2 separate regions of the Mus musculus genome follow, and region 2 is linked to region 1. The links are chromatin loops, found by intact Hi-C in ENCODE. Cell type or tissue: left cerebral cortex. All regions are shown on one strand. Links, peaks and the distances in the headings refer to the core of each region. The heading gives the core; the rest is flanking DNA. Region 1 overlaps Gm31240 (a long non-coding RNA gene). Region 2 overlaps Gm40678 (a long non-coding RNA gene).

What was found. Peaks named below come from ENCODE experiments on the same cell type or tissue, not always from the same donor. Only the 100,000 strongest peaks of a DNase experiment are listed, where the experiment ranks them.
Region 2: it touches region 1 in a loop (3-fold over the local background); 15 of 42 quality-filtered maps call a loop at or near these places.

What each region holds. Positions count from the first base shown.
Region 1 is chr10:66,740,463-66,743,377 of GRCm38, forward strand. It overlaps Gm31240 (a long non-coding RNA gene), which reads right to left. Exons shown (of 3, transcript XR_380501.2): 2 at 1,783-1,818; 3 at 464-1,326. It also overlaps the pseudogene Gm18777. Among named protein-coding and RNA genes, the nearest start is that of Gm31240, 3.7 kb to the right of the region's middle. In left cerebral cortex, for the core only: a CTCF peak has its summit at 1,559 (motif pointing right); a DNase peak (open chromatin) is centred at 1,549.
Region 2 is chr10:66,806,181-66,809,095 of GRCm38, forward strand. The region is part of intron 2 of Gm40678 (a long non-coding RNA gene); the gene reads right to left. Among named protein-coding and RNA genes, the nearest start is that of Gm40678, 22 kb to the right of the region's middle. In left cerebral cortex, for the core only: a CTCF peak has its summit at 1,618 (motif pointing left); a DNase peak (open chromatin) is centred at 1,605; H3K4me3 peaks cover 401 bases; H3K27ac peaks cover 264 bases.

The DNA of each region.
Region 1 (2,915 bases), core at 110-2,609:
CTGTTACCCCAGCGATCCTTTCTAAGTTCTAAAAGCCCTCAAAGCCCTGAGCAGTACTATAGCTCCTCACAGCCTTCTCTTCATCACTTAATATCATCAGCATTGTTCAAGAAATTGGATTTCCTCCTGTTACCTTCTGACTTCTCCCTGGGTATGGTGGCTTGAATGTATATATATATATGGCCCCCAGGGGCTCAGAGAGCAGCACTATTAGGAGGTATGGCCTTGTGGGAGTGGGTGTGGCTTTTTTGGGAGGAAGTGCATCATGCTCAAGGCAGGCCCCAGTGTGGCACTCTCTCTTCCTGTTGTCTGCCAAGGCAGTTATAGAAGTCTCAGCTACCTTTCCAGCACCATGTAGACCTGTGTGCCACCATGCTTCCTGCCATGATGACAATGGACCTCTGAGCTGTAAGCCAGCCTAATTAAATCTTGTCCTTTATAAAAGTTGCCATGATCACATTGTCTCTTCACAGCAATAAAAACCATAACTATACTGGGTTTATTTTCACCCTTGTTCATTTTTAGGTACCTTTAAAAAAAAATAAACTCAGAAATAAGTTAAGGACAAGCCAAGTTTTTCTTAGGTCCCCAAGTATTGTGCTCCCTGGAAAAGCCTTGCTTCAATAGATGTTCCACTTAACCTCTTAACCAGGCACCTGACTAACACGTTTGTCATGACACACACTTTCTCATCCTCTCTTCTCTTGATGTTTTGTCCCATGCATTCTGGTCTACCTGAATGACTAAAGCCATGAGGTTCCACATCAGCCCAGAAATGTCTTCTCCTCTGGGCTAGCAGGAGGGGCTTCCCCTCACAAGTCAGCTTGGTGAGCTGACTTTTTACACACGGATCCTGGGGGTCTCTGGACTCTGGTCTTGATGCTTGCAGGGCCATCGCTTTGCTGACTTAACCTCCCCAGGTCCCACTCAAGGTGTTTTGAGCAAGCAGAGACTTCATTCAGGGAATTTCAGTTAACAAGATCCCCAGAAGGCCTAACAAGGCATCTGACTAGCAATGTGGCCCTCATCCCAGACTGCCACCAGTCATACAAACACTAAGTCACCTATGTCACTGAGCCCCGAGAATCAGGAAGTAGAGTCCAGAAGACCTGACCTTAATCCTTTGGAAGCTGGAGTGGACACTGGAATTCAGGTGCTGAGACCTGGCTTTCCCATGACCTTGATCCTCCAGACGCTGGAGATTGTCACAATGCACATACCCAACGTCCCCCGTTTCCATGTTTCTTGCCAGCAAGGAGGAAAAGAATGAAGCAGAAAAATGGCTTCCAGCTCCCTCCAATCTTGTATAACTTGGAACAAGAACATCTAATTCAAGAAGGAGAAAAGAAAAAAAATCAATTTCATACCCAGAGCTCCTGTTGTAAGGTAGTACTGGAAATGTAGTTTTTAGCTTTTTAACCTCTTCATAAAGGAAAGTAAAAATGGAAAGACGAGTAAAAACGTCAGAAGAATTTGCCATGTGACTTCCCCAAAGTCCTCAAAATGTATTCAGCTCTCTGGTGTGAAGCCATATGGAAATATACCACTAGAGGGAGCTCCAGGGGGGGGTCATCTTTGACCTTGCCATGAGCCACAGGAACAATTCACAGAACAAAAGCAACTTTCAGCCCTTGTAAGTTAGTGGGATCCATGAGTCTAATCACTTCCTAGAGTCCAAATGCAGCAAACCTCACATAAGACATGGTCTCAGAACCAGGGAAAGTTAAGTGTGCCCTAGGCAGGCGAGAAGTGAACATTCAAAATACAACATCTTTTCCTTACCGTGAGGTTAGGCCAAGGATCGGAAGCAGCCAGCATCTGAAATGCAAAAAGAAAACGTGCTGCTCTCTTGCATGGGGACACTCCCTACACACAAGTGTGAGGGATGTGCTCTCTGGGGAATGATGTTTCAACAAATGTAGGCCAGCCGGTGACAGCAACTCCAATCTGACCCATAAGAGAAACTGATAAGAGTATGCTGTCTTCCTTCAGCCAGGGTTTGCTGAGAAGTCAAAATCCAACCATCTGTATCCCCATGTCTGTCTGTCTGTTGCTCTCTCTCTCTCTCTCTCTCTCTCTCTCTCTCTCTCTCTCTCTCTCTCTCTGGCATTATTTTTATTCTCCAGCCACTTTCTATACTGGACCCTCCTGAACAGTTCCTTTTTCCTTACTTGGGAGAGAACTGAAGAGTCAAAAAGCAATGGGGGTGGGGGGCGATGTTTGAACTGGTCAGATGGCCTCAAAATTAAAAGCACTCGCCCTTATGACTGAGGACCGAGTTCGGTTCCCAGCACCCACATCTGGCAGCTCAGCATTGCCTCTAACTCCAGCTTCAGGGCATCTGACACCATCTTCTGAACTCTGTAGCACCCGTAATCACACATGCATACTAGTGAAAAATGAAGGTAATTCGTCTTTTTAATAACTAACCAGGGACTGGGGAGGCAGCTAGTTGTTAGAGCGCTTGCTGAAAATGTGCAAAGCTCTTGGGTTCTATTCCCCATCACCGTGGAAACTCTGCACAGTAAAATAAGCTTACTTGCAGTTCCAAGACTGGACCAGAAGTGCAAGCTCACTCTCAGATGCATAGCAAGTTCAAGGCCAGCATGAGCTCCCTAAGTCCATGGCTCAAAAATAAATAAATGAAAAAAAAAATTTAAAGCCAACAAAAGTGGATGGCAGTATGAAACCCAGTGGGCAAGTTTAAGATTGTAAGTGGCAAACAAACTTGAGAATGAGAAATTAGAAACAGAACATCTCAAAGAACAACTCTCTACTGCCTCATCAATACCCACGGATGACACCAGGAAAAATGCTCTTTTCCATTAAAGACCAAGGGGGGGGAGGGGGAAATGCCGCTGGGTTCACTGAATTGTCTGAAAGACTCAGAATCGACTTTGGCCTCGGTTCCAAAG
Region 2 (2,915 bases), core at 158-2,657, 66 kb after region 1:
CATTTTTGAATTTCCTATAGAGGATCTCTTTGCATGCATGTGGTCCCCCTGCAGGAGACATAGTCTGATCCCCAATTTACAGATTAAACAAACTGAAGTTTGGATCGCATACGCAACACAGCCAAATACACATGTTGAATAAATCGCTGTATGAGTTAAAGACAGATGGGAGAGGGGGTGGGTAGATAGATAGATAGATCGATAGATAGATTATAAATTGGTAGGAGGTAGATGATAAATGGAGAGATGATAGATAGATAGATAGATAGATAGATAGATAGATAGATAGATAGATAGATAGATAGATAGGTAGATAGAGACAGGCAGACTCGAGTCAGCTATGAAATAGTAACAACAAAAGAATCACATCTGAGAACTAAGAATCCAAAGGTTACTCTGTCCTTAGGCTAGTGCCTCGGAGCCCTGGTTGTCTTGCAATGGCTATCTTCTACTGGGGCAGGCCCAACAATGGGTAGTTGGACAGTCCACAAGGCTGGGTACCTCAGCATCCCAATCTGGCTCCCGAAGACAGAAGCTCCCTAGAGAACCATGATAGAAACTTGGAAATGCTGGTTCTACTATCAGAGCAGGAATCTACAGCTCAGGGGCAAGAGGGAGCCCAAGCGAGTGGAAGGGGAGAAACCCTGCGCCCACCAAGCCCTTTTCATCTAGAGAAGATCCCGCCCGCAGTCATGGTGAGTCTTCCTGCATCAATTTACCACAATAAGGACAATCCTTTGGGTTAGGCTTCCTCCCCCGTGGATTCTATTTGTGCCAAGAGTACATTAAAACCAACCACACCAACATCTCCACCGAGGTCAGCCTGGATTTCTGCTTCTACCCTCGACTTTTCTTCCTACGTGAGAGGAATGAAGCCACTACAACGCCATCATGGAACAAGTATCTACTTACTGGGTAATGGTGAAATTATTATGGTATAGTTCACTGGACCATAACTGTACCGGGCTCTAGGCATTGGCTGGAGCAGAACCTACCCTGTCTTCCTGAGGTTGACTGTCAGGCAAATGGCAGATGCATTCATTAAATGTAAGATCCAATAATCACTCTACTATTACACTGCAAAAGTGCTATGAAGGAAACAAGTTCCCTGCCGTGAGCCAAGTGTGAGTCCCAGGGCTGGCTTAGTCTCAGGGAAGGAACTATGGAGTCAGAAGCAGTGGGAGGCGCCTTGCCGGTCTGCCAGGGTCTCGGAACCGCAAAGGGCAAGCATACTTCTGGCCCACCACTCTGCATTACTGGCCCTTCTCTTCTCCCCTAATTGGCGCCTTGAAGGTGTCTCCTGCGTTTTCCCTTCACGCCCAGTGCCTGGCTATATGTTCAGCTTACCCTGGCACTGCAGCACCACAGCCACGCAGAAAAAGTCCCACGTAAAGCGACACCATTCAGAGAGAAGAATTGGCCCAAGTGATTAGGGCACGTGTTGGGTTCTATTTGGCGGGTCTGAGTCCCGAAGATTTAGAGACTATTATTTCCTGAGGAAGAGGAGGCTGGTGGAGGGGATGAACAAGCTATTATGCTGACACCAAAATTAAGGCAATGTTCTGACACTGTTCTGAACTGAGCAGCAAGCTGGGTTCCTGCCGCCCATGAGCCTTGCCTTTGCTACCATCTGCTGGTCACTATGGGAAATGCGCTATAACTCACCCAGACCTCTCTTTTTTTTTTTTTTTTTTTTTTTTTTTTTTCCATTTTTTATTAGGTATGTAACTCATTTACATTTCCAATGCTATACCAAAAGTCCCCCATATCCACCCACTCCCACTCCCCTGCCCACCCACTCCCCCTTTTTGGCCCTGGTGTTCCCCTGTACTGGGGCATATAAAGTTTGCAAGTCCAATGGGCCTCTCTTTCCAGTGATGGCCGACTAGGCCATCTTTTGATATATATGCAGCTAGAGTCAAGAGCTCCGGGGTACTGGTTAGTTCATAATGTTGTTCCACCTATAGGGTTGCAGATCCCTTTAGCTCCTTGGCTACGTTCTCTAGCTCCTCCATTGGGAGCCCTATGATCCATCCATTAGCTGACTGTGAGCATCCACTTCTGTGTTTGCTAGGCCCCGGCATAGTCTCACAAGAGACAGCTACATCTGGGTCCTTTCAATAAAATCTTGCTAGTGTATGCAATGGTGTCAGCATTTGGATGCTGATTATGGGGTGGATCCCTGGATATGGCAGTCTCTACATGGTCCATCCTTTCATCTCAGCTCCAAACTTTGTCTCTGTGACTCCTTCCATGGGTGTTTTGTTCCCAAATCTAAGGAGGGGCATAGTGTCCACACTTCAGTCTTCATTCTTCTTGAGTTTCATGTGTTTAGCAAATTATATCTTATATCTTGGGTATCCTAGGTTTGGGGCTAATATCCACTTATCAGTGAGTACATATTGTGTGAGTTTCTTTGTGAATGTGTTACCTCACTCAGGATGATGCCCTCCAGGTCCATCCATTTGGCTAGGAATTTCATAAATTCATTCTTTTTAATAGCTGAGTAGTACTCCATTGTGTAGATGTACCACATTTTCTGTATCCATTCCTCTGTTGAGGGGCATCTAGGTTCTTTCCAGCTTCTGGCTATTATAAATAAGGCTGCTATGAACATAGTGGAGCATGTGTCCTTCTTACCAGTTGGGGCATCTTCTGGATATATGCCCAGGAGAGGTATTGCTGGATCCTCCGGTAGTACTATGTCCAGTTTTCTGAGGAACCGCCAGACTGATTTCCAGAGTGGTTGTACAAGCCTGCACTCCCACCAACAATGGAGGAGTGTTCCTCTTTCTCCACATCCACGCCAGCATCTGCTGTCACCTGAATTTTTCATCTTAGCCATTCTGACTGGTGTGAGGTGGAATCTCAGGGTTGTTTTGATTTGCATTTCCCTGATGATTAAGGATGTTGAA